Regions from separate parts of the Mus musculus genome. Here region 2 is linked to region 1. Evidence: chromatin loops called from intact Hi-C (ENCODE). Cell type or tissue: left cerebral cortex. All regions are shown on one strand. Links, peaks and the distances in the headings refer to the core of each region. The heading gives the core; the rest is flanking DNA. Region 1 has its middle 66 kb from the start of Lonrf2. Region 2 overlaps Aff3 (AF4/FMR2 family, member 3).

Region 1 (17,511 bases), core at 3,993-11,992:
TCTTCTGAAGGTCCTGAGTTCAAATCCCAGCAACCACATGGTGGCTCACAACCATCCGTAATGAGATCTGATGCTTCTTCTGGGGTGTCTGAAGATAGCACCAGTGTACTTACATATAATAAATTTTAAAAAAAGATGAAAAAGGTTACATCTCTAAGGTGTCAGGAACCTGTGGAGGAAGGTGGTGTCTTGAGAGGAGACAGAGGGCAGGAGCTGGGTTCAGGTGCTTCCTCCTTCGCTAAGGCCATGCAGTCCAAGCGTCACTGTGTTATGGCTTGAAGGTCAGCCCCTCAGCCCCATGCTGTATGCTGGTCTACTCGATCCCTGCACCCAGAATCCTTTGCATCTGGAATATCCCCGGGATTCTCATGTAGTTTAAGGCCTGATCCCTGGCCAGTGGCATTATTGCAAGGTGTGTTGGCTAGTTTTATGTCAACTTGGCACAAGCTAGAGTCATTTGGGAAGAGAGACCCTCAAGCAAGGAAATGACTCCATAGGGTTTTTGGAGGCAAGTCTGTGGGGGCATCTTCTTCTTTTTTTTTTTATTTTTTTTTTTGTAACCATTTTTTTTATTATGTATTTTCCTCAATTACATTTCCAATGCTATCCCAAAAGTCCCCCATACCCTCCCCCCCACTTCCCTACCCACTCATTCCCATTTTTTTGGCCCTGGCGTTCCCCTGTACTGGGGCATATAAAGTTTGTGTGTCCAATGGGCCTCTCTTTCCAGTGATGGCCGACTAGGCCATCTTTTGATACATATGTAGCTAGAGTCAAGAGTTCCGGGGTACTGGTTAGTTCATAATGTTGTTGCACCTACAGGGTTGCAGATCGCTTTCGCTCCTTGGATACTTTCTCTAGCTCCTCCGTTGGGGGCCCTGTGATCCATCCAATAGCTGACTGTGAGCATCCACTTATGTGTTTGCTAGGCCCCTGCCTAGTCTCACAAGAGACAGCTATATCTGGGTCCTTTCAGCAAAATCTTGCTAGTGTATGCAATGGTGTCAGCGTTTGGAAGCTAATTATGGAGTGGATCCCTAGATAAGGCAGTCTCTAGATGATCCATCCTTTCTTCTCAGCTCCAAACTTTATCTCTGTAACTCCTTCCATGGGTGTTTTGTTCCCAATTCTAAGAAGGGGCACAGTGTCCACAATTTGGTCTTCATTCTTCTAGAGTTTCATGCATTTGGCAAATTGTATCTTATAACTTGGGTATCCTAAGTTTTGGGCTAATATCCACTTATCAGTGAGTACATATTGTGTGAGTTCCTTTGTGATTGGGTTACCTCGCTCAGGATGATGCCCTCCAGGTCCATCCATTTGCCTAGGAATTTCTTAATTATTGATGTTTGAGGGCCCAGTATAGGTAGTACCACTGCTGGGCAGGTGGTCCTGGGCTGCATACTCCACAGGCACAAGCCAGCGAAGCCAGTTTCAAAGTGGCCTCTGCATCAGCTCTAACCTTCAGGCTCCTGCCCTAAGTTCCTTCCCTGCCTTCCTTCAGTGATGGATTGAAACCTGAGTGCAACAAGCTGAAATAAACTGTCTCCTTCCCAAGGTGCTTTTGGTCATCCTGTTTTATCACAGCAATAGAAGCCCTAGCTAAGACAGAAGGCAATGAAAATCTTTACAGAATGGGGCCTGGTGGCAAGTTTTAAGTGCAGGAGGAAGTTTCCTTTGAGCAGACTGTGGGACTTCAGTAGCCTTCTTGCTCTCCTTGCCTGAGGCGAGCATCTCTGCTCCACCATGCACTCTCCACCACAGTCCAAAACAATTAGATCAACTTAGCAGGAGTTGAAACACTTCAAAACTGTGAAACTAATGCCCTTTTCTTTTTTTCTAGGTTGATTGGCTGGAGAATTTGGCTACAGTAACAGTAGCAATAGGAAAAAGCCAACCAACTTTCCATATAACATTATAATGTGAGCACATTTAGAATAGGCTGAGTGTAGGTACAGTCAGCAATGCTGAGCTCTGTCCATGAAATAGGGGGCACTCGGGACTTGGAGGGCAGCTCGCATGTTACAAGCACATCCACATGAATTTGATTCAGAAACCAGATTTTAAAAAGCCAGGTGTGGTGGCATACAGTTATTATCCCAGTGCTGATGAGGTAGAGACAGGAGCCTCCCCATGGCTCGATAGCCAGCTGGCATAGCTTATTGATAAGCTCTGGGCCAATGAGAGAGCCTATCTCAGACGAGCTAGACTGTATTCCGAAGGACAGTGGCATAGCCTAGGTTATCCCTGCCTCCCACATGCAAGTACATCCATGTACATCCATACCTGCACATTCACACACACATACACCTACATGCATGCATGCATGCATACATACATACATACATACATACATACATACATACATACAAGGGGGGCATCTGAACGCTCACAGAGGTTAACACCATGTGATCATAAAGACACCAGTCTTCAAGGCACAGAGAACAGCATGGAACAGAGCCTTGATGTTCAGCCGAGTGTGAGGGAATGAACCCCCATTGCTGAGACAGTCTGTGATAATTCAACATGGCCATCCTCAGAAACCAATGTAACTGCCCATTTTCAAGTTCTGCCTGGGGAGTCCTGGACGGTTTGCCTCTGATCTCAGGGGTAAAGCTACATGAATAGACCAAGAGGTGACTTACGTGCTTCCAGCCTGAAACAGCCCTGGGTCTTTGTGCATTTATCCTCCTTTTCGAGAATCAGGCAGTTCCAGGCTTCCTGGAAGATACTTGTGTCTTAATTGACAGGCTCTAAATAAGCACAAAGCCCCAGGGATCTGATACTCTAAGCACAAAATCCCAAATACTAGATCGTAACCAGATTAAATGCGTATCGGTTACATTGAGCCGTGCCTTATTCAGCTCTGTAATTGCCAGCTGGAAAATCAACGTATCTGACAAAATGACCTAACTTTCACTTACCACTCCTGTGTTCTAAATCATATTGGAAAAACATGCATTAGTAGAATACAGGCCTCTGAACAAATAGAATCAAAGCATGATGTCCTTTGTTTAAGGAACGCGTTCAGAATTAGGGCCATGAGAACATTCCCCATTTCGTGGCAATTTACTCTGATGACTTGATTAAACTCTGCACTCTAATTTTATCTGCAGACATTCTGATTTCTCTGTAATTTGATATGTACTGTGCTGGGTGGAAGCAGAAACATGAATTCCATATCTGAAGTTTTTCTCTCGCGTCACCCCAATAGCCTAAGGCCCGTGAGGACAAAGCTCCTGAAGAAAAGAGCGGCCGTGGACTCCATTTGGTGCGGCTTGTAGGGCCTTTGCCCTTGTGTGCGAATGTCTCCTTGTGGTAAAATAGCACAAAGCTATCTTCCCAATCTGGTTTTGGTGGGCCTTTCCTGTGGGTCTATGCCCCGGGACACAGTGAAAGGCTGTAATGCAGCCCGTCTTTTCTAGTTTACTGCTTTTGACTAAAGTCATAGCATTCCCTCTGACGTAATGGACATCAATTAGACTTTGGCAAAGGAAACACTCTGATAGAATAGATTTAGTTGTGGGAATGGAAACCTCTCCAGGAGACCCTGAAGCAATGATCTGTGGCCTCTCAGAAGGTCAGGGGACAGATGTGGGGCAGACAGGAAGTCCACAGGGATTCCTGAGCTCCAGCAAGCCAAAGCCCGCTTCTCTTGCCACAGTCTTCCTATGCTGTGTCCCAGCCTGCAGGGCCCAAAGAAACCCTAGGCTGAAGCCATTGAGAATCTTAACCTGAGAAAATACCCCTGGGGGCGCAGCCTTGGCTTTTGGGGTTTCTTTGTTGTTGTTGGTGGTGGTGGTGGTGGTGTTGGTGGTTTGGTTTTGGAGACAGGAGACAGGAGACAGGAGACAGGAGACAGGAGACAGGAGACAGGAGACAGGAGACAGGAGACAGGAGACAGGAGACAGGAGACAGGAGACAGGAGACAGGAGACAGGATTTTTCTGTTTAGCCCTGGCTGTCCTGGATCTTATTTCATAGATCAGGTTGGCCTGGTACTCACAAAAATCAGCCCGACTCTGCCTCCCAAGTGCTGGGATTAAATGTGTGTGACGCCACAGCAGCAGGATAGGGACTGTTATATCTAGCTGTACAAATGCCCAGTCAGCGAAAGGATGTTCCGTCCCATTTTATGAGTATCCAAACCTCCTTTTGAATATCCCAAGACTTGGGATATCTGTGTGGGAAATGGCTTCTCTCAACGCAAGCAAGGCCGTCACACACAGACTTGGAGTGGCTACTGGGCTATTGTTACAGTTTCTTGAGGTGCTGAGTTACATGTCAGTAGACTTCAGTCATTTTTCTAGAATGAGTTTGAAAGCAAACAAAATAAAATGGAGAGTCTATCAAAAGTGATTTTGAGTAATTGTATAAGACATAAATGTTATACCACTAGCACCAACAGAATCAAGCGCTTCTTTTTTCTTTCTTCCTTCCTTCCTTTCTTTCTTCCTTTCTTTCTTTCTTTCTTTCTTTCTTTCTTTCTTTCTTTCTTTCTTTCTTCCTTCCTTCCTTCCTTCCTTCCTTCCTTCCTTCCTTCCTTCCTTTTTCTCTTCCTTCCTTCCTTTCCTTTTTTCTTTTAATGAAGCTGCCAACTAAGTTGAAAATCCTTTTCATCCTAGCTGCTGCACAGGAGGATGAATGAGGTGAGCTGAGAGCCCCAGCCGCAGACACCACAGACCCAGCAGACACTTCCCAGTAGCAGCACTCCCTGGGGATGCTATTAGTGTCCTGGGTTCTTGTACAGCGAGGGAGACAGGAGAGACTGATTACTATTCAGATCAGCCTCCAGGCCAAGACTGTCTGGAGCTGGCATCTCAGGTAAGTAAAAGGCAGACACTGTGGGCTCAGCACACCCTACACATACACACACACACACACACACACACACACACACACACACACACACTCCGGAGTTGAAAAGGCACAGCTGCTTCTCCAGTGTGTGTGGCTGATTTCTGGGAAACGCCTCTGGCCAATCCCCTCACCAACAAAATAAAAACAACAAACAAACAAACAAACAAAGCCCCGAAGGATGCATATTTGCTGTTTTGCTCTCTCAGCATCCTTTCCACAGCTACCATTCATGACCCCACCTCTATCAAGAGGTCTTCAAGACCTTTCGCTTGTCTTCTGGGAGAGGGCCTCTTACACTGTGACACTGTCCACCCAACTCATCAGGAAAGAATGGACAGCGGCAGCAAGGTCGCTGGCTCTCAAGGGTCAACACAATCCATCAAGTCATTTAAAGTGAGTCCTTGTCTCATACAAAATCCCATTTCCTTGAGTATCAACCCAGCTTTATCTAAACCTCCATCTTCAAGCTGGCTTGTAGGGAGCAGAAGGGCCGTGGTCCATGGGAGTTCAGCCCCCCTCCCCTCGGGAATGTCGGTCTGTGTAAGACTAAACCGTGCTGTATAAATCTTGTCCAGGAAAAGAAAGGAACGGTTGTGGGAGTAGAGTTACCCCAGCTGCTGGGGCCCCATGCGCATGCGCACAGCCCTGGGAGATCAGAGGGGAGCCAGACCGATTGATTCCTGGCCCACAGCGCCCTGTGTGAAGCAAACCCTCCTCAGATTTCTAAGGTTTCCAGGAGGGCAGGTTGGATGGGAGCCTTGCAGTGCTGAGGAGACTGAAGGATGCATTCTACCATGTGGCTCCAAAGATAAGTTGGGGGCGGCAGACTGGATAACAAGCTAGACTCCCTTCTACTTCTGATAAGATAGAGGGCCTCTGTCTTTGAACGTGTTATTAATACTCTGCTCAGTTCTGTGGCCAGTGGGAGAGCGGTGAGCCCGTTCCTTTCATCAGGGTAGCTAGGGCCTCCCCAGGGCTATGGGAGGGAGGTTATAGACAGAGCCCTGGGCCCACGATACCATTCAACATCTGGCTTCTTTCTTGGGCTCTTGGGAGTTTGTGCCCCCCCCCCTCCAAGCCCCAGCTTAGCCTTGAGGCTTCTGCCACAAATGTCTCCCTTGCTATGTAACCAGGTTTAATAAAACATGGATATTGTATAATAAATACTGCATTTTCATGAATCTGCCCGTGAGATCAAGTGCTGTGCTAGAAAATATTATGAAATATGTATCACAATCTCTTACAGCCTCCTCCGAGCATTTTATATAAATCGCTACCTGTCAGAAGGGTTTGTGGAGAGAATCGGGGACTCCATGGAAGGCCCACAGCTTTTCTCTGTTGCTATGAGATATTAATATATTAGCATAACGTTTTTAAAAATGCAAATCCGCCCCTGGTATTCATACACTCTGAGTGGCACCCTAAGAAACACGCCTTCCATCCACTTGAGCAATCACCGCTCCTGGCCCCAGCCCCGCTCCCTGCAAGACCCCTTGCCAAGCAGCAGCCAAAATCTGCTCGACAGTGCCCTCTACTGGCGGGGAATAAGAACTTGCTTCCTCCGCTGCGAGGCTCCTCTTTTTTAAAAGGGTCAGGATCACTTTCTCTGCATCTTCTCTCTCCTTACCTCGCCTTGTCTTCAAGTGAAAGAACTTGTTCTTTAGACCTAGTTAAGGGTGTCACGGACCCTCCTCCTCACACACGCCCGTATGCATCCCCTCTACATGCCCCCTTTTTGCTTTCTTGTGACTCGCTTGAGTTTTTCTGGGAAAACTCTTACCCATTTTCCAGCCTTTTCCCTTCCATTTAGAAGCCAAATACCAACAACAAACCCCAGGATTTTTTTTTTAATGCAAATTTTGTGTTGGTGATGTGAGAGTGCGCAGAGCATGTGCCTGTCTTTTGCCGCGGAGGGAAAAGCAGCATTGCTTCGGTGCCCTCCATATCTGAAGCTCTGGAAAGTTCCTAAAGAAGGTTTTTTTTCCTCCTCATTCTGCTTCTGAAGTGAAACCAACCCACAGCATTGGATGGAGATGCACTTTTGAATATACTGCTGTACTCAACCCGATTATTTTTCTGCTGACCTCCATAACAAAACCTGCTTTGCTGACGCTCTGGCCTAACTCACTGAGAACAGGGCATCCAGCTGTTTGCTAACTGTTCTAAAATGTTGCAAGTTACAATGTATTCCTGGTGTTCTGTCCACATGTGGCAAATTGTGATCTGAGTACTACCCAGTTCTCTGCTGAGGCCCACAGGTTTAGGGCCTCTCTGTGAACCCCCTGAGTTCTTCCTGGCTTTACTCCTAAGCCAGGACCTGACACAGAAGCCTGGTCTTTGCTCGGTGAAACCAGCATTGTGTTGAGTGTGAACCAACTGTGTTGCCCACATCACGGCTCCCTCAAACCTTTCTGTCTGGATGTTGAGTATGGATAGTCCATGAGAGCTGTCTCACAGATTTTCATCTTCATGTGCATGACAATCACACCCTGAGACTAGCAGGGGACTCAGTGAGCCGTCTCCCATTCTCAGGTGAAGGGTTCCAAAGTTCCATTCCAGACAATTCTACTAGAATCCAAGGAGTACTTCAGATTACCTGGTGATGAAGCCACTATCCCTGTCCTGTTCTTCGTCCCTCCCCCAGTTCTACAGGACACCGAATCGCTGAGGAAGTTACACCCTCCTCAGCCTTTGCCCTGCAATGGACGCGGAATGCTGCTAAACTAGGAGGGTGTCTCCTCAGAGCAGAACCTGCCAGCATGACTGTGGTGTGGGTTCATTCTGCTTTGATGGGCACCCAAACTAGACATTTGTGGGGGGGGCAAGCCTCTAGGTCTTCCATTCATACATATTTCCATGAAAACAGTGGATGAATCTTGATGGCTATTCAAGAATGAGAGTAGTTTATCATCTGGGTAACTTAAATGCAACTATACAGAAATGCGTATATATACTATATATATGGTTATATGTAAGGGTATGTATATATATATATATATATATATATACATATATATATATATGTGTATATATATATATATATATAAAACCAATAAGATATGTATACCATCTATATGGCCAGTAAGATATATATGTGTGTGTGTGTGTGTATGTGTGTGTGTGTGTGTGTGTGTGTGTGTGTGTATGGCATCTTATATATATGATGTGTGTGTGTATCTGTGATGTGATTTTTTTGGCAACTGTATTACATGATATTACATAGATAACATCCTGTCATCATGTCAGAAAGTTGGGCCCACTTGGTAGGCAATACAGAGACATTCTAACAGTAATGTTTAATTACTCACATTATCAAGCACGGGATCATCTTTAACTGCATGGGGAGAAGAAAACCCACCATCCCCTAGACCATTTTTTTCTCTCTAGATTTTCCTATCCTAAAATTTTGCATAGAGAAATCATTTCTAGAATCAAAGTTGAGCTTCAGAAATTTGTTGACCCGACGATGGAGAAAGCTTAGCTCCTTTCAAAGCTCTGGAAACTACCTTTCTCTGTTTGGAATGTGGCGCCCCCTACAGGCTGCCCAGCTCTGATCATCCCTGAGACCTGGCTCTGATTCTGAGCTTGGGGCTGACCTGCTATGGAAACTAGCTAGGAGGTTCAGTTCCAGCCTTTTGTAGAGAAAAGTATTCTGAAGAGGTCAGAGCTGAAAAGGAGACCCCCACAGGGCCGAACAGGCTGCTTGGCTCTCTCCAGGCAGTGCCCTGCGGGAAATTCACTGCCTAGCTATTTCCTGTTTCAAATGATGAGCCACAAAGGAACCACGCAGCCTTTTGGATGGCGTGGTTATGCGCTCAGCTCCCCAGGAACCAGAGCACGGTGACCCTTTGTAAAGAACAAGGTGGCAAGAGAAAGGAAGGGGAGTCCTTTGGGCATCCACTCTTGTGTCCTCTATTCTGCAGAGAGCTTTTTGGGGTGTGGGGCACACAAGTAAGCAAATGCCTTGCAAGCCTGAGTCTTTTTACAAATGTGTCCCGGTTCTTTAGGCTTGGGATAGTATAAGGCATGAGTTACTTCACCTTAAGCAGAAAACTCACTTTCCAGGCTCCATCCAGGTTCACCTGAGGGAAGCTGGGGACCTCCCTGCTTCCTCTCTCCCTTCTGGAAAAGTCCATATTGACATCCTTCATCATCACAGGGCACAATTAGCCCAGAGATGTAGGAGACCATGACCATAGAGAGCATGAAAAAAAGATGATTGGCTTTCTGGAGACAGAGGTAGCTTAGGTGTGGAGAGGCAAGCAGGCCTTTATGCTTTGGAGACAAAGCGTGCCTTTTAGCAAGGCTCGGTCTACTTGCTATAAGTAGGCCAGGGAAGGCCCGACCTCACATCTGGCAAAGCCATCTGGGCAGAAGAGACTGGTGAATGAGTGTTCTGGCAGCTCCCTCTGGAATGTAGGTTTTATTTTCTTCCCATTTAATCTTACCAGAGGTTTGTCAATCCTACCCTGAGCACTGAAGAGGGAAATGCTACCTTTATGAGCCAACATAGGATAAGTAGAAAAATCTACACTTCTTTTCTTAAATTCTATCACTTCCCCTGATTCTTTGGAAGAATCAACTCTGCCCTAAGCCAGGAGTGTGTCTTACAACCGCCTAGTGTAATTATGAGTGGCTTTGCAAACATTCTTTGAAACCACAGGTTCTTAAAGACTCCTAACACTGGGGGCCTCTTCTCAGAAGTAATACAAGGAGCCCACGCATGAGGTGATGAATCTGATCCCAAACAGTGTGTCAACCACCCTGCCCCCAGGTAATATTTGTGGGTGCATTAAAAAAATCTCTATGTCCCCCACGATGGATACATGTACAAATGCATGCATCGGAGGCTCAGAGACTGTTGAGGAAGAGGGAAGGGAGAAGAAAGTTTGTAAGAGCCAGGGGACCAGAAGATGGCTGTGAGGTTTTTGTCTCCTAAAAACATCAGGGAAGCTGATCACCCAAAATATGTCAACAGTACCACGGCTTAATTAAGACCCGAACAAGCAATGAGACCAATAGAAACTTCATGGGAGCCCACCCACCCCTGGACAAAAACAAAACAAAACAAAGCAAACAAACAAAAACCCTAAAGAGAAGCAAGGAATAACGGGGGGGGGGGGGGGGGGGGAGACGACTTCCAATTGATTATCCAATACCATGTGATCAGCTCTGAAACCATGTCCATGCAAACAAGCCTGAATGGACTCAGAAGGATATATTTATATATTTAAACAGACACACAGACACACACATATGTATGTATACACACAGATACATAAGACATACACATATGTGTGTATACACACATGTATGTACACATACATGTGTGTATGTACACATACATACATAAACATACTTATGTACATGTACACACATGTATGTATACATATGTGTGTATACTCACACATCACAATAACAACATTTAAAAAGATTTTGAGAGGGAACAAGAAGGTCAGAGGTAGCACATGGGACAGAAACTGGAGGAAGAAGGGAGAAGGAAAAATGAAGTTATATTTTAATAAAAAAATGTTAGGAATAATGAAAAAAAGAATCTCACCTCTGTCCATGCCTGAGCCAAGCTGAGTCTAAGACTGCTTTAAAAGCCATCACATGTGCACCTCCTTCTTCAGTGTCCTCTGGCTATACAAACAACCTTCCTACTCTGGTTTGGAGCAGTAGCCAGTGGTTATCCTTTCATAATCCCATGGGTCGGCCAGCCTCCCATGGGCAGCTCCTCCTCTGCAGTTACAGTAGACGGTGGTGGGGCTGGAGCATTCTAAAGCCTTCTTCACTCCCTTGCGAGGAGGATTAGCAGAAAATGGATGGTATGTCCCTGCTATGCTGTTTTCTGCCAGCTGCCTTGGCCTCCTAAGGAGCAGTGAGACTTCTCACAGGGCATCTGCTTCACGGTGTGTAAGAGTTCTGAAAATCCCAGTGAGTGTTTAGAGCCCCGCCTCTCTCTGTCTCTGTCTCTCTCTGTCTCTCTGTCTCTGTCTCTGTCTCTGTCTCTCTCTCTCTCTGTGTGTGTGTGTGTGTGCAGGTGCCCATGAAGTCTAGAAGAGGACATCAGATCCCAGGAGCTGGAGTCACGGGTGGTCATGAGCTGGGCAATCAGGATGCTTAGACTTGAACTCAGATCCTCTAAAAGAACAGCAAGCAATGTTCTGAGCTTCTCCAGACCCAGGCCATGGTGTTTGACTCAACAACACTTCCCAGACATTTATCCAGCGTCTGGTCTTCGTTCAACTTCTGCATTGAGCTGAGTCAATATTGGGGTTCAGTTCCTGGGGAAAGGAGGATCAGAACTAATTTAAGTTGTGTCTTCCTCGGATCTCTCTCGGCCTTGTTACTTGTCTTCCTCTTGACGATAACACTGCACTTTAAAACACAGATCCTTAAGAGAAAAGCTTTAACATTTTAGGAGCCTGATAGCCATGTGGGTAAACTGGGGCATCTTGGAGGACTTGGTGTTTAGTGATGGGACAGATCCTGTCCAAGGCCGCTCTGCAGTGGCTAGAAGGAACTCCTGTCTCCCAGGTATAAGACAGCAGTTGCTGTGATAGATTCAACTCACCTGTAAGGTCAGGAGACTCCTCAGTAGTCACTGACAGCCTGGAGGTTGGACGTGGAGCCCAGGCACAGGGAATACAGAGCAGACCTTCAAGAAAATGCATCCCGGGGAATGTGGTCAGAATCTGCTACTGGGAAAGGGGCATGGGAGTGTAGTAAGAATTTGTTAAAAACACAAAAATAGGAATGGGCTTTCATTTTAGTCCCAGGTGTGAGGATGTGAGGCTGCTTCTGTCTGTCTGCAGCAGCTGACTATGATTTGCCTCATGCTCTAGCAGGGGCATGACTTTGCCAGCTGCAGATAGTGATTGTGTGACATTTGGAATTCTGGAGAATGTTCAGAGCATAAATAGAGGCATACCTGAGAGGCATGGTAGGCTATTTGTGGTTTGTTGTTGGTTGTTGTTGGTTATGGTTTGTTAAGTAGTTATGATCCAAAAAAAGAAACAACGATAAGAAGAAATTAGATATTCTGACAGCAAACATCAAACTTGCCCTGAGGAACCTGGTGACCCTAATCAGCAGGAAGTAGTCTAACTATAACGTTACCCCTTCCCCCTCTATTCTTTTTTACTCTCCTGTCTAGTGTTACAGGTTTGAAAGGGTGGAAGAAAATGGGAGAGGGAACAGTGGGAGAAAGAAGACCCTACAAAGTAGCAAAAGAGCAGCTACATGGGAGGGATTCTGAGAATGGAGTTCTGATCTGGCCACTGGGACGGCCGTTTTCCATCATGAAGCTGTGGGGACAGGGCTGGAGCTCAGCTGGCACCACTCGTCTTTGTTTCTATCCTTGCTGCTGATTCCTGGCCACTGACTTCTGGGAGCTGTTAGAGCTATTGGAGGAGACTTTGTCCTTCACACTTCCTGCAGGCGGGATTAAATCTGGCCAATGAGGTATGAGAACAGAAAGAGTTCTCTCTCTGTCAGAGCCTGTCATCAGAGCCCTCCAAGATCTCCTTGCTATTCATCCTATGTCTAATGTGACCACGTGGAACACAGCAGCTGCCTCCTAGCCTGGGCCTCAGAGTCCTTTCGTGGTAATGAGAAAGGATCCTCTTGTCTGGAACAGCCAAGTAGCTGGAGAGGCCCAAGAATCTGTGCTGCCTCAGCCACGATTGTATAAGATGGTTTATGGGCTCTCTAATTTACCCTTCTCAGAAATATCTGGATCCAATTCTGTCCCCCATTCTGAGTCTTTAAAAGGTGGTCATTTGTTTTAGAATACCCATAGACTCCTGGGGAGGCTGAGAAGGTAGTGATGAGTCCCCACACCCTCCCTACTCTCTCTATCACTAATACATCACAGACCGCAGCTGCTTTGTCATAACTGATGAGCCAGCACTAATGTGTTATTATGAACGAAGGCTCATTCTTTTCTCTCATTTCCTTCATTCCTAGCAAATCATTTCTCTCTCAAACTGGGACAACTCTCAGACTTTTCAGGGGTTTGATGGTCTTTGTAATTTTTTTTTCTTTTGTCCTTGACAGTTTTGAGAGATACTGGTCAGGAGTTTTGTAGACTGTTCTCCAAAACTGGGATTTACTGGGTGTTTCCCTCATGGTTACACTGGGGTTATGAACTGGTGAAAGGGAGACGCAGAGAGGACTACCAATGACGGAGTCAGACTACCCAGATGGCATCACTGTCTATAATTTGGCCTTGTCCAATTCCTTGAGGTTAGCTTCCCCAAATTTCCACATTGGAGAGTTGTTACGTCTTCCTCTCTCTTACTTAGTCTTTGAAAGAACACTAGCTACTTTTCTGTCGCTGTGATAAGAAAGCACTTATTTAGCTTAAGTTTCCAGAGGGATACGGCTCCATCATGGTCAGGAGCTACAGCACAGCAGCAAGTAGCAGACATGATGGCAAGTGTAGAAGCAGAGACCCTCACATCTTAAACTAAAGCAGGAAGCAGAAGGAGCAAACTAGGAGTGGAAAGTGAGTTTGAAACCTCAGGGCCCACCTCAAATGACATGCTTCTTCCAGCAAGGCCCCGCCTCTTAAATCTTCCCAAACAGTGCCACCAGCTGGGGACTAAGCCCTCAAACATCTCAGTCTATGGGAGTCATCTTTATCCAAAGAACCACAGGAATTTGCTAACCACAGCCCACACATAGTGAAGCAGGAACAGCTACATGCATTATCTAGAATTCATTATCTAGGATTTTTTCCTCTTCTTACCCGTTTATTCTATTCAACCATTTGGTTGTATCAGCATGGACTCATGGATATTTATACACTGGGTTATAAAGTGTATAAACCCTATAGTAGGTTGCTACAATGTTCAACGTATCCTAGCTCTCACCACTGGGAACTCATGCAGTTGTCAACTTTGTTGCTTTGGTACATCCTTGTCTTTATGTTCTTTGGATGCATCCTTCTTCTTCACCACACAACACTCCAAGTTCATCTTGCTTACCCCTTGTCCCAACTCTAGACTCAACCATTGCTATAAGAAGCCCTGGATTCCCTTTTTTTAATTTATTTATTATTATATCTAGTACACTGTAGCTGTCTTCAGAAGCACCAGAAGAGGGTGTAAGATCCCATTACAGATGGTTGTGAGCTACCATGTGGTTGCTGGGATTTGAACTCAGGACCTTCGGAAGAGCAGTCGGTGCTCTTAACCTCTAAGCCATCTCTCCAGTCCTGGATTCCTCTTTTTAAAAGACACAAGGGATTAGAACTCAGATTTTGGTGCTTAGTTAGACACCATGACATCGCATTCTAATACACGACAAAGATTAGGAACCAGTGAGTTAAGTCACAGTCTTCCTTGGCCTTGGTGCCCATGAGAGCTAACTTGATTGACAGCTAGCTTTTTGTGGTTTGCCATGCTCAGCACAGCACAGGACTCCACCAGCTGCAGCTGCCATGAACTACTTACAGATAGGACACACACGTACATTTTCACACACATTCAATAAAAATTGACTTTTATGAAGGAATATCTATTTATTGTTCCTTACAATGCTTAGTGTAGTTTAAATATTGGCAGAAAGGATGCCGTAATGCCAACTTCTCCCAGAGCTCAGTCCTCTTAGCACCCAGAGAACATAGAAAGTAGAGAGTTCACTCTCTCAAAGTACCAAGACCAGCTGAGGATCTAACCCAATACATACATCAAAGCACTGAAGTGACCACTTCATTCTGGGACCAATGTGAGAGGCCTTACTTGTTTTGAACCGTGTATGTGTTTGTGCATATATGTGAGAAGTAGGGTGGGTGAATAAATGTGACTGTGTGTGCATGTGCATACACACATGAGTGTGCACCTCAGTTCTGAGGTATGAACAACTGTTCATGAGGATGTTGGTAGTACGTATGTGTATGAAAATCAGCATATGAACATCTGGATGTGAGTTAGTGTGTGTGGATAAGATGTATAAGTGTGTGTGTGTGAGTTACTATGTTTAGATGTGTGAGTTAGTGTGTGGGGGTATGAGTGTGTGTGGATAGGATGTGTGAGTGTGTGGTTGTGAGTTACTGTGTGTGGATAGGATGTGTGAGTGTGTGGATTTGATTTCGTGTGTGTGGATAAGATGTGGGAGTTGTGTGTGTGGATAGGATGTGTGAGTGGGTGGATGAGTGTGAGGGAGAGTGAGTTTAGAATGGAACCGACAACCACTTAAACACACACTTCCTTCCCCATTCCACACAGAACCTTGGCAAGTACCTCAACAGCCACTGTACCCCCAAAATGAGATTGCCATCTCCTGAAAAGGGGCTCCTGCTGTCACGCATTGTCAAGTCCCATTTTCCCCCATTTCCTGAAACCCTGGGTGTAGCACAAAGCAGCAAATATTTTTCCTGTCACCATCAATGATGGCCCCACAAATTCCCAGACTGCGGTTACCTCATCACAATAATTAAAATTTTCCTGATATCATACCAACCCCGGCTAATTATCCCTTGGAGACAAAGCAGATTCACAGAGTGTCACTGTCAACAGGCTTCTCCCTGCTCAGAAGCTCAGACACACACTGTGTGACAGTCACATTGCCATGGGTTCCAGACGGGCATGGTGACCTGGGATGTGGCTGGGAGACAGAGGTGAGTGTCAGTTACCACTGTGGTAGCTCCAACTGCTCTCTGTTGGGCTTGCTTCTCCTCTAGCTGAAAAACAGCAGAGCTTTGAGGACATGCTAACCATCCTGCTAGCCTTTTGCCGACACCATGACAAGCCCAAAGCAGTTCCAGCCTGGTTTGGGGTCCCAGGGGGAAGAAACAAAGTCCTTATCTCCAGGTCTTCCAGCTGCCCAGACACTGTAGCAGCACCCACTAGCTCTACTTGCACACTCTTTGAGTGGCACACTGAGCAGCTCAGGGTCACAGACACATGGTCACTATCCCACCCACGCAGGCAGGACTTCACACGGGAGGCCTTAATACAGTAGCCATAAGAGAAGGGCCTAGGCCCAGATGTGGCTCTCAAGCACCTGGGACAGACAGCCACCCCTCTTTCTTGGGGCACCTCAGCTATCTAGTGAAAACAAGAAGCCAGAAGTGAGAGCTCTGCTCACACTCTGACGTGGGAAAAGCCACAAACCCACAAAGACTCATTTGACGAGAGGAAAGAAACTGGTCCCGAGGCTATTTTTGCTGAGTGGAAGTAATGGCTGAAGTGGACTCTGGGTTTTCTTACCACCGTTACTCAAACGGCAACTCCCTGTTATGTTCTCCTTTCACAAGCGAGAAAGTCCCTTCTCAGGGGAAAGTTAAGTCAGCTCTCTACCCGATGGCTCTCTGCCATTCACACACTCTTTTTAGTAGCTGCTGCTTCTTAGAAAGGTCTCAGTTCCTGTAAAACAGAGAGGACGGTACAGAGATTCGCTGGATGCCCCACAAAGGGACAGCCTTACTACAAAAACATCCCCCACCAGAGTGACACATTCCTTACAACTGATGGACCCCAGAACAACCTTTACCACCCACCCACAGTCTGCTGTGTCTTCAGCGTTTGCTTTTGGAGTTGGACGGTCTATGTGCTTGGTCCAACATATAAGGACACAGACCTGTCCCATTATATGCATGGTGGCTTCCTGCCCTAACCCCTCTTGCTGTGCTGCTTCCTCCTGCCTTCTCTGAGCCTGACTTGGCCGCCACTCATCTTGCGACTGTCTTCATAGTTTTGAATTTCCAGAATTCAGAGCAAATGGCACCTGACCATCTCAAGACTGGATTTTTTAAAAATATATTTTATTTTTTTAATTTAAAAAATTTTTGAGGTAGAAAATTACCTAAAGTGGAGCATCTTGGCACAAATGGATTAGCACGGAAGAGTACTTTGCTCTTCCAGAACACTAGAGTTTGGTCCCCAGCACCCATGTCAGTTGGCTCACAACTGCCTTTAACTCCAGCTCCATGAAAACTGACACCCTCTTCTGGTCCCTGAGGGTACTGCACACTCAGACATATGCAGTAATAAAGTGAGCCATCCTAGCAACATGCCCAAAGTGACTCCATGTCTCCAGGCCTTAGTAATTCCTCCTTCTCCTCCTCCTCCTCCTCCTGCTCCTCCTCCTCCTCCTCCTCTTACTCCTCTTCTTGGCAATGAAGAACATTCCACTATCAGCTATAACACCATTATTTAGCCATTCACGACTACAAGACACTGTGCCTACATCTAAGGGTTGGCAACTGCAGATAAAGCCATGTGTAGTGTTGTGTGTGAACGAGACCATTCAGTTCCTTTGGAATAAGTATAATGAGCACAGTTTTGGGGTGGTGAGGTAGCGGTGTGCACGTCGCTTTCACTTGTTCTTGGAGGAGCAGACAAACAGTGCAACGGATATAGTCAAGATTAGGGACAACGGTGTTGAGATAATGGCTCAGTGAGTAAAGCACTTGCTGTTTCTGATGGTCTGAGTTTGAGCCCCCAGAGCCCACACAGCAGCAGGTCAGATGGTGAGCTTCTCTGTAACCAGTGTTCCTACTGTGAGATGGGCCATAGAGAGGATTCCCACACGCTCATGGCTTAGCTACCACAGCTTAGGTAGCATCCCAGTGGCAACGAGACACGGCAAAAGAAACCCTGCATCACAAGAGGTGGAGATGGAGGACCAACAATATCTGAGC
Region 2 (8,000 bases), core at 1-8,000, 440 kb before region 1:
GCCAACCCAACAGGAAGGGTTGAGGTGCAGGAGATAAGCCAGTGGCAGCAGCTAAGCTTCCTTACATTCATGGTAGGCCTAACACCTCCCAGCATCCTTTGCTTCTGCTTAGCCCCTTCTACCCAAACACTGGACGGTGATATCACTTGTCTTCTATCCACCCTGGCTTGTGGTCATATCGCTTTGGGAACAACCTTCTGGAATACACAATGAACTTATCTGTCCAAACTGAGCTCAAAAGCCTACTCTGTAGCTGCTTGAAGGAGATTAAACAATTTTGAGGAAGAAAAGACAAGTTATATACACAAAGCTCAGATTTAACTGTGGTGTCTATATTGTGCTAGAACACTCAGAAGAGGCAGCCAGCCACTCAGTCCAAATCCCATTCATTAAGAAGGAAAAAAAAAGCCACAATACCTACGTGACTAGTTGGTGCCCAACCCAGGTGAAACATGTTCAGATAAAAGCAAACACGACAGACTGGCTTGCTCTAACACACCGAGTTTTACATTACATTGCATCTTCTGGGCGGAACTGTGGTATGCTCATTTAGGAGACATGTAAGGACTGGTCAAGGGGCCTGTATGCTGGAAAACAACCTAATTTAGCCCTTTCCAGATTCCTATTCCCAGAACCACCACCATTCCTGCCAAAATCCCAAAATACAACCGTGGCACCTGTGTTATGTAAGATAGAATTAAAGGTTTAATGCTTATATACATGGACTCTCCTCCCTCCCCCAAGTTTAGAGAAATGGGTTACTGTTCCCAGGGAACAGCTGCCAACAGTAACACTGAGGCACCATCACAGTGGAGGATATCAGACAGGATCAGCAGTACTAGACAGTAAACATTCCCAACTGTTCCAGTCAGAAAACAGGGAATCATTAGAAGATAAAGAAAGACCTCGATCGGGCATCTCCGTGAATGTTTTACCTTGACCAATAATCCTGCCAAGGAGCCAGGCTGAGAGGATCCAGGTTGGATTGCACATGGGGTCCAGGGACTGGAGGTGTTGTGGACTGGCTTCAGCATGGGCACAAAGCCGCAGCTCATTATCTCTGCTCTTAGCAGCATTTATGTTGTGGCAACAGGGCAAACAGAAGAGGTTTGGACGAATAGGAGAGATAACATGGGGCCAAATGGGACATGCACAGGAGAAGTCCGATAGTGGGTGTTCTCGGCAACCTCGGTGCCAAAGGGACTGGCACTTTCTGGGGAGAAGCAAGGCCCAGATTGAGACAGGAATTGCAGTTTCTTTTCATTTTTCTTTTTCTTGTCTTTTTTTTTTGGGGGGGGGGGGGAGAGGGAGCATCAAGCAAATTAAACCCCCAACGTCTTTGAGAATTTAGGTGATGCAATTTCTGAAGTCAATTTGAAATGTTCAGGGCACGAGCTACTGAGAATCATCACCGCTTCAACCAGGCCTCCAGGGAAAGCGACAAAGGGCAGTCAGAAAGCCTCAGGATCAGGAGTTTGCAGGTGGCTGCTTGTGCCCCACAGAAAGGACTCATGGGAGTCACCTTACATTAGCTCTTGGATGCCACCACTCTCTTTGGGGGGGAATCTGCATTGCTCATTAAAAAGTAAGGCAGAAGATGTACAGGTCGGTCATTTTGCACAGGGGAATAGAATTTCAGAGAGGAAAGAGGGAAATGAGTCACAGAAAGCATCGTGCAGATATCTGTGAAAATGCATCCGGATATATGCAAATGTATATAAAGATATTAATCTATCTATCACGTGTGTGTGTGTGTGTGTGTGTGTGTGTGTGTGTGCCCCATGAGGGTGAGGCATGCATACCATAGCAAGTATGTCTGAGGACAATCTCTGGGAGTTGGTTCTCTCCTATCATCTCGGTTGTATGGTAGATCTCAGGCACTGAATACAGGTCACCAGGCTTGGTAAGAAACACTTTTATTCACTGAGTCATCTATCTATCTATCTATCTATCTATCTATCTATCCATCCATCCATCTATCATCTATCTACCTACCTATTATCTATAATCTATGCATCTATTAACTATAATCTCTCTATTATCTAGATTATCTATACACATAGATAGTCTATTATCTACAGATTATCTATGTCTATAGATAATCTCTATGTATCTATTACTTATAGATATTATCTATGAATCTACTATCTATAATCTGTTATCTATAGATTATTTCTCTATCATTTCTATATATCTTCCTTCCTTCTCCACTGATCCACCCACCTATCATATATTATGTATGTATGATACACGTTTTCAGTGTCACAAATGCCTTCTGATGCAGTCACTAAAATGGAAGTAAATGGGCCGAGTGCAGCTTAGAACTTTTAAGGTACAGTCACTATAGAGATGGGTAGAGTTGAGGCATGAAACAGATCGATCACCCAGCGGGTCATTTAAAACATGATAAAGCTTCCTTTATAAGTGATTACACACACTGAGGGCTCCTGTGTGCCTGGTATTCTGCCTGGTAGAGGTAAAGATAAAAAATAATCTGATTCCCATTCCTTTCGAGATAGCGAGTGCCCTGCTGGGTTTCATGGGAACAACCTTCCTGACAAAGAAGAGTTTGGAAAGGGAACCAAATCGACCCGTGGAGTCCATGGCTTTCTATGCCCTGTTGTTGTTCTGGTTTGATGTCTTAGCTTTTTATTTTGGACATGTAGTCGGCTGGAGAGGGAGGAAGGGAAGGTCTGAGAGGACTGGGGGTGGGGCAGGATGAAAACGCTCAAAACACACTGTATGAAAAGTTTAAAAATAATGAAAAAGCACAATATACAGCAAATGCCAGCGGGTGAGCGGCATCTAGCAAGACTGTGATAAACTGTGCCTTGGTTTTGAATTTTTTAACTGAAATGTTACCAAAATTACTAAAATACTGGAAAAGGTTCGCACCCCCACCCCAATAGACACGCAGTATGCTGAGATTTCTCTCAAAAGAAGACTCAGCCATCCTGTGACACTTCCCACAATTGTAGTCACGTGTAGTTCAAGTGCATTTGGGCAAGCAGCAGTGACTTCACCCGCTTCTGTTACTTGTTACCCTGCAATTACTACTCTAAACAATGTATCTGCCTTAGATAACATCTACTCCCATTCATGTAATAAACTCTCCCTCCGTAATTTTCCCTAATTCAGTCTTTACTTTTAGCATTTCGTGTATGTATTCATGACTGTAAGTATATTTAATCTTTAATTTCTCACATTAAAAACAAAGTCAAAGATTTATCTCCTCCAAAGAAAAGACAGAACATAATCTTCTACTTCTTGACTAATCTGCTTCTTTTAAGAATAATTCTGTGTTTTTATTTCATGTGTGTGAATGTTTTGCCTGCTTGCACATCTGTGCATCAAAGGAGTGAGGTGGCTCTAGGGAAAAGTGCATCAGCTCTCTTGGAAGTGGATAAGGACAGTTGTTAGCTGCTGCGTGGGTGCTGGGAACAAGCAAGTGTTCTTACGGCTGAGCCCCCTCCGCAGCTCCTCAGCTTCTGTTTTTATACAAAGCACATTGAGGAGGCTCACTCACGGCTCCTTTCCTCCCTCCCTTTCTTTCTCAGCTCTAAGCAGCTAGATCTCTCCTTTTACGCTGTTAAAATTTAAAATAGTCATATTCTGTTCAATCATAATCATTAACAAACCACCGTTGTTAATACAAATTAAGGAATTATTGGATTTGCTTATAGGTCAATTAGAGAAATTACAAAGCAATCATGAGCACTTAGAGTCTAATATGAGTATTAGATAATAACGAACAGGGCAGTGAGGGCTGACCCATGCAGAAGGAGGTCAACGCTTGCGAATTTGTGCCAAATGCTTGTCACTCTTTCATTCCACTGCTCCATGGGTCAGTTATGCTCAAGTAAAGGCCAGGCCAATCTTCCTAAAAGATTGCTAAACAGTATGTGAATTTACTTTATTTAATTTATGTGAATTAATGCACATAAAATGCATAGGTAAATGATTTGGGAACAGTAAAAAGTTTTTAAAAATTAAAATGAACTATGGAAACACCTTCCAGGTGGGAAACAAACAGTAACGAATGGTCTAGATCCTCCAGAGGGCCTCCAGTGGGTTCAATCCTCTTTCCTGACCTGCTGTCAAGTAGCTAGAAAGAAGATTCTAGTTCAACCTTCCTGCTCCTTTCTGGATAGATAGACCACCAGGGACACATTCCCTGGTCATTGCGGTTTCTCACTTTATACGAATGGAACTGTACTGCAGTTCCATGGTCCTCTGAGTCTTGCTGTTGACGCTCAAGAGCAGGCTTCTTATAATCGGCCACCAGGATGTGCATAGCCTCTTGCTACAGAGGTGTTCTGTGAGCTTCTGACCTACAGTATTAGCCTCAGTGGGACTCCAGTTCCCATGGACTCATGGTCCGTCACCCACCTTCCCTGGCTACTTTCATTATGAAGCTTTGCTTTCAATACTGATACAACAAGGTTCAAACTTCGTTCTGCCTGTAAAGTCTTACCACACTCATCTTTTGCTCTATAAATTCGAGGCCCAGCTTGCAGACTTCCATATATGCGGAAGTTTGAAACTTGATGGGCACTGTACCGAATCTACAGTTCAATGTGTAAAGAATGCTAACCTGTACCTTCAAATGCCCATCCCTGATGCTAGGTCACCTGTAATGTTTCTCAATAGTTTGTTAAAACTTCTTAATTAATTCTAATCATCCATCTGTGGGGTTTTCAGTGTTCTATCAATATATTGATGATCGCACCGCTCCGGGAAATAAGTTCGGGGATTTGCACCCTAATGAACACTTTTCCCTTTTCTTAGTTTACGGCTGCGATCAAGGATTCTACCCCACCGGGCCCATTTGAACTGGCGCTTTTGCTGAAGCTTTAGAGGGTGAGAGAAATACCTGAAAAGAATCGGATAAAGATTCTTCCTTCCAACCTTGGGTAACCGTTCCTGGGAAACACTTGGTCTTCCATTCCCAACTTAATTGACATTTTTCCTTGAATTACATATATTGAATTTTATCAAGTATTTTCTCAGTGTCTTAGATTAAACATATTTTCTTTTCATAATTACCACAGAGAATTACATAAGTATTTGAACAGAATCTGATTTTGAATTACTAGGACAAGTAGGACTTCTTAATTATTACACTTTGAAATGTATTTTATACTTTGCTAGATTTAATTAGCAAACATAGTCTTAGGATGCTTGTGTACTAGGATCATTAAGAAATTGGTTTACACGTTTTCTTTCTTGTATGGATCTTGTAAAGTTTTGATACCACGGTTATGCTGGCCCTAGCGAACGGGGAATGGCTGCCCTTCCTACGAGGATCTCCAAAAGTGGGTGCCAGCTCATTCCTGTGTTTGGTGGAATCCTTGGTAGAAAGCAACCAGCTTTAGCATGTGCAAAATGATTTTACATTTAAAAATGACTGAGCCATTTTTTAAATAAAATTTTTAAATAATTTTTTAAATAAATGGTTGTAGGTAGGACTGCTCAGGCTAGGTGTGTAAAATTTTTATATAAAATACATAATTTCTAAAATTAGATAATTATAAACATATACTATGATAACATTAATTTCATGTAGTTTTGCCTTTGGTTACATGGGATTTTGAAATAAAATATTTCACTTAACTATCTGTGGACAGCCGCACCAGGGAGCCAGGAGGGTGCTGCATCTCCTGGGATTCCATGGGGTTGTGAGCTGGAATGGCTCTCTGGTCTTCTGCAAGAGTGGTACCCAGCCTTAACTGTGAGGCCCTCTCTCTACCCACCTAGAGTTTTCAGTTGATTTAATAAGTTCCTTCAGCTAACTGCAGCTATATGTCCACGGTTTGCTGATTTCCATGGCTACGCTTGTGAGATCAGCTTGGGCGTTTCTTTCTTATAAACAAAATGTATTAAAGGGTACGCAAACCTTTCCCTCTTTTGTGTCTGGCAGTGAAGTGCACATGCGGGCTTCTTTCCATTTACCTCGTCATGGACCTTTGGGTTAGAGGTCCATGTGGATAATTCTCAGCTGCCATGTGCCCCTCCCTATTTGGGAATTCCAGTCAGGTGTGTGGTAATCTTCCCTGCCTCATCTTTTAAATTCCACGGTCTGCTTTTGGCCGCCCTAAGCTGCATTCTTCATAATTTCTTACGTTCAGTTTCCTCTTTTCTCAAGATTGATTTATTTATGTATAGGAGAGCTCTATTTGCATATATGCCTGCATGACAGAAGAGGGCCTCAGATCCCACTACAGATGGTTGTGAGCCACCATGTGGTTGCTGGGAATTGAACTCACTCAGGACCTCTGGAAGAGTAACCAGTGCTCTTAACCACTAAACCATCTCTCTAGCCCCAAGTTCAGAGTTTTGATTCATTAGTATTTTTTTTTTCTCAACAATTTTCAGTCTGATATTAAACCTCCCCAAGGAAAATTTAATTTATTTTTTTTTTTAATTTATAGAAATGTGTCTTAACATTTCTTCTTTTGCTCTTTACCCTACCTTCCATCTTTTCTTCTATATCTGTAAGATAGCTCACATTATGGCCTTTACAATTCTAATGTCAGAATTCTGTTTTTACTGAATATGTGTACAGTGTTTATTTCCCTTTTACACAAAGTGTTTTTTACACAAAGTGTTTTTTACACAAATTGTGTACCACTAAATATTTTTTTGCAGGGGGGAGGGGGATGCTATTTAGTCGAGGTTTATTTTTTGACCCTTTTTTCCTGGTGTTCCCAATGAACTGGACCTTGGTGCTGAATTTTTTAATTTTTGGTTTTCTTAGCCTTCTTTGATCTTTCCCATCTGTGCATCAGAAAAAACAATGAGGGGTTCGATTGTATATGCCAGATTTGGGGCTGCAACCACTGCTTATTGGTTTTTATTGATCCTATTTTTAACTCTCGCCGTCATTTATGCAGCACCCACTTGTTTTTTACAGTGATCTCTTGCTCTTTTCTATGACCACGTCGCTCACAGGTCTTCCTGCAGACTCCTGCACTTGTGCCTCTGATTTCCTTGCCTTGGATGACACAGCTCTCTGAGGCCTTGCCTCCTCTCAGGGCTCACTGCTGTTCACTCTTTTGAGCAACACAGTGATCAACTCTAGGGAGGTGTCCATTTCTGCATCAGAACACTGATGGAGCTTTCTAGAACACCCGTGCCTTGGGAAAGAAGGGTTGATGTACAAGACAGGGATGTTGCCAAGAACTTCACAAGAGAAGACAGACCTGTAGATGAGCCGAGAGCCCAATACCCTCCCTTCTTGTTCCCTAAGAAAAGTAGGAGTAATTTACTTTGGGTGAGCAGAATTTTTGGTTAATCACCTTGCTGAGAAAAGTTGCTCCCCTTTCCCATCACGGGATTAATCCCACTTCTTGGATCTAGCGTCATCTTAGAGTCTACTCTGTTTCTTTCTAGGAGAGCTAGCCAACTGTTCATCTTTAAAGCAAATATTACTGTAGTTTGGGTTTTCTGAGCATTTTGAAAGGAAAATGAAATGGGAAGTTTATGTGTGACTAGCTCGGTTGGGGAATATAGGATGACACGTGTGGAATAGGCCAGGTATCCATCATGACCACCCATGCCTGTTTCACTGTGTTTCCATGGAGACCTAGAGCCCACCCAGGGGCTCCCAAGGGCTCTTTTCCCATTCCAACACGTACTCTCTGTTGATTCTTCTGTGTGAACTGTAATTTGGCTGCTAAGGCTGTGTGTCAGAAGGGGCCCATCTTTCTGTTCACAAGGTATCACTCTTTTCTGTACTCGGGGTGGCTGCTGACTTAGTCTCGTTTCTGTAGTGTCATGGTCATTGAGTAAGGATTCCAAAGGGGAGGGGAGGAAGCACTTAAGATCAATTCGCTGCCATCTGAACAGGCATGCTCCCAACTTATAAAACAGGGACCTACACCATGTGCTTTCAAATGTGAGTATACAGTGGCACCTTTAACATCTTAGTATTATAACACAGAAGCTTATTAAACATTGAGTAACTTGTCACGGGAGCAGACTTACTAGTCCCCACAGGT

The links. A loop is a pair of places that touch in the nucleus more often than their neighbours do. Peaks named below come from ENCODE experiments on the same cell type or tissue, not always from the same donor. Only the 100,000 strongest peaks of a DNase experiment are listed, where the experiment ranks them.
Region 2: it touches region 1 in a loop (4-fold over the local background); 8 of 42 quality-filtered maps call a loop at or near these places.

What each region holds. Positions count from the first base shown.
Region 1 is chr1:38,761,670-38,779,180 of GRCm38, forward strand. No RefSeq gene overlaps it. Among named protein-coding and RNA genes, the nearest start is that of Lonrf2, 66 kb to the right of the region's middle. In left cerebral cortex, for the core only: CTCF peaks have their summits at 6,397 (motif pointing left) and 8,396 (motif pointing left); DNase peaks (open chromatin) are centred at 6,361 and 8,397.
Region 2 is chr1:38,320,969-38,328,968 of GRCm38, forward strand. The region is part of intron 7 of Aff3 (AF4/FMR2 family, member 3); the gene reads right to left. Among named protein-coding and RNA genes, the nearest start is that of Gm16150, 110 kb to the left of the region's middle. In left cerebral cortex, for the core only: no CTCF peak of the experiment used is centred there; a DNase peak (open chromatin) is centred at 3,458.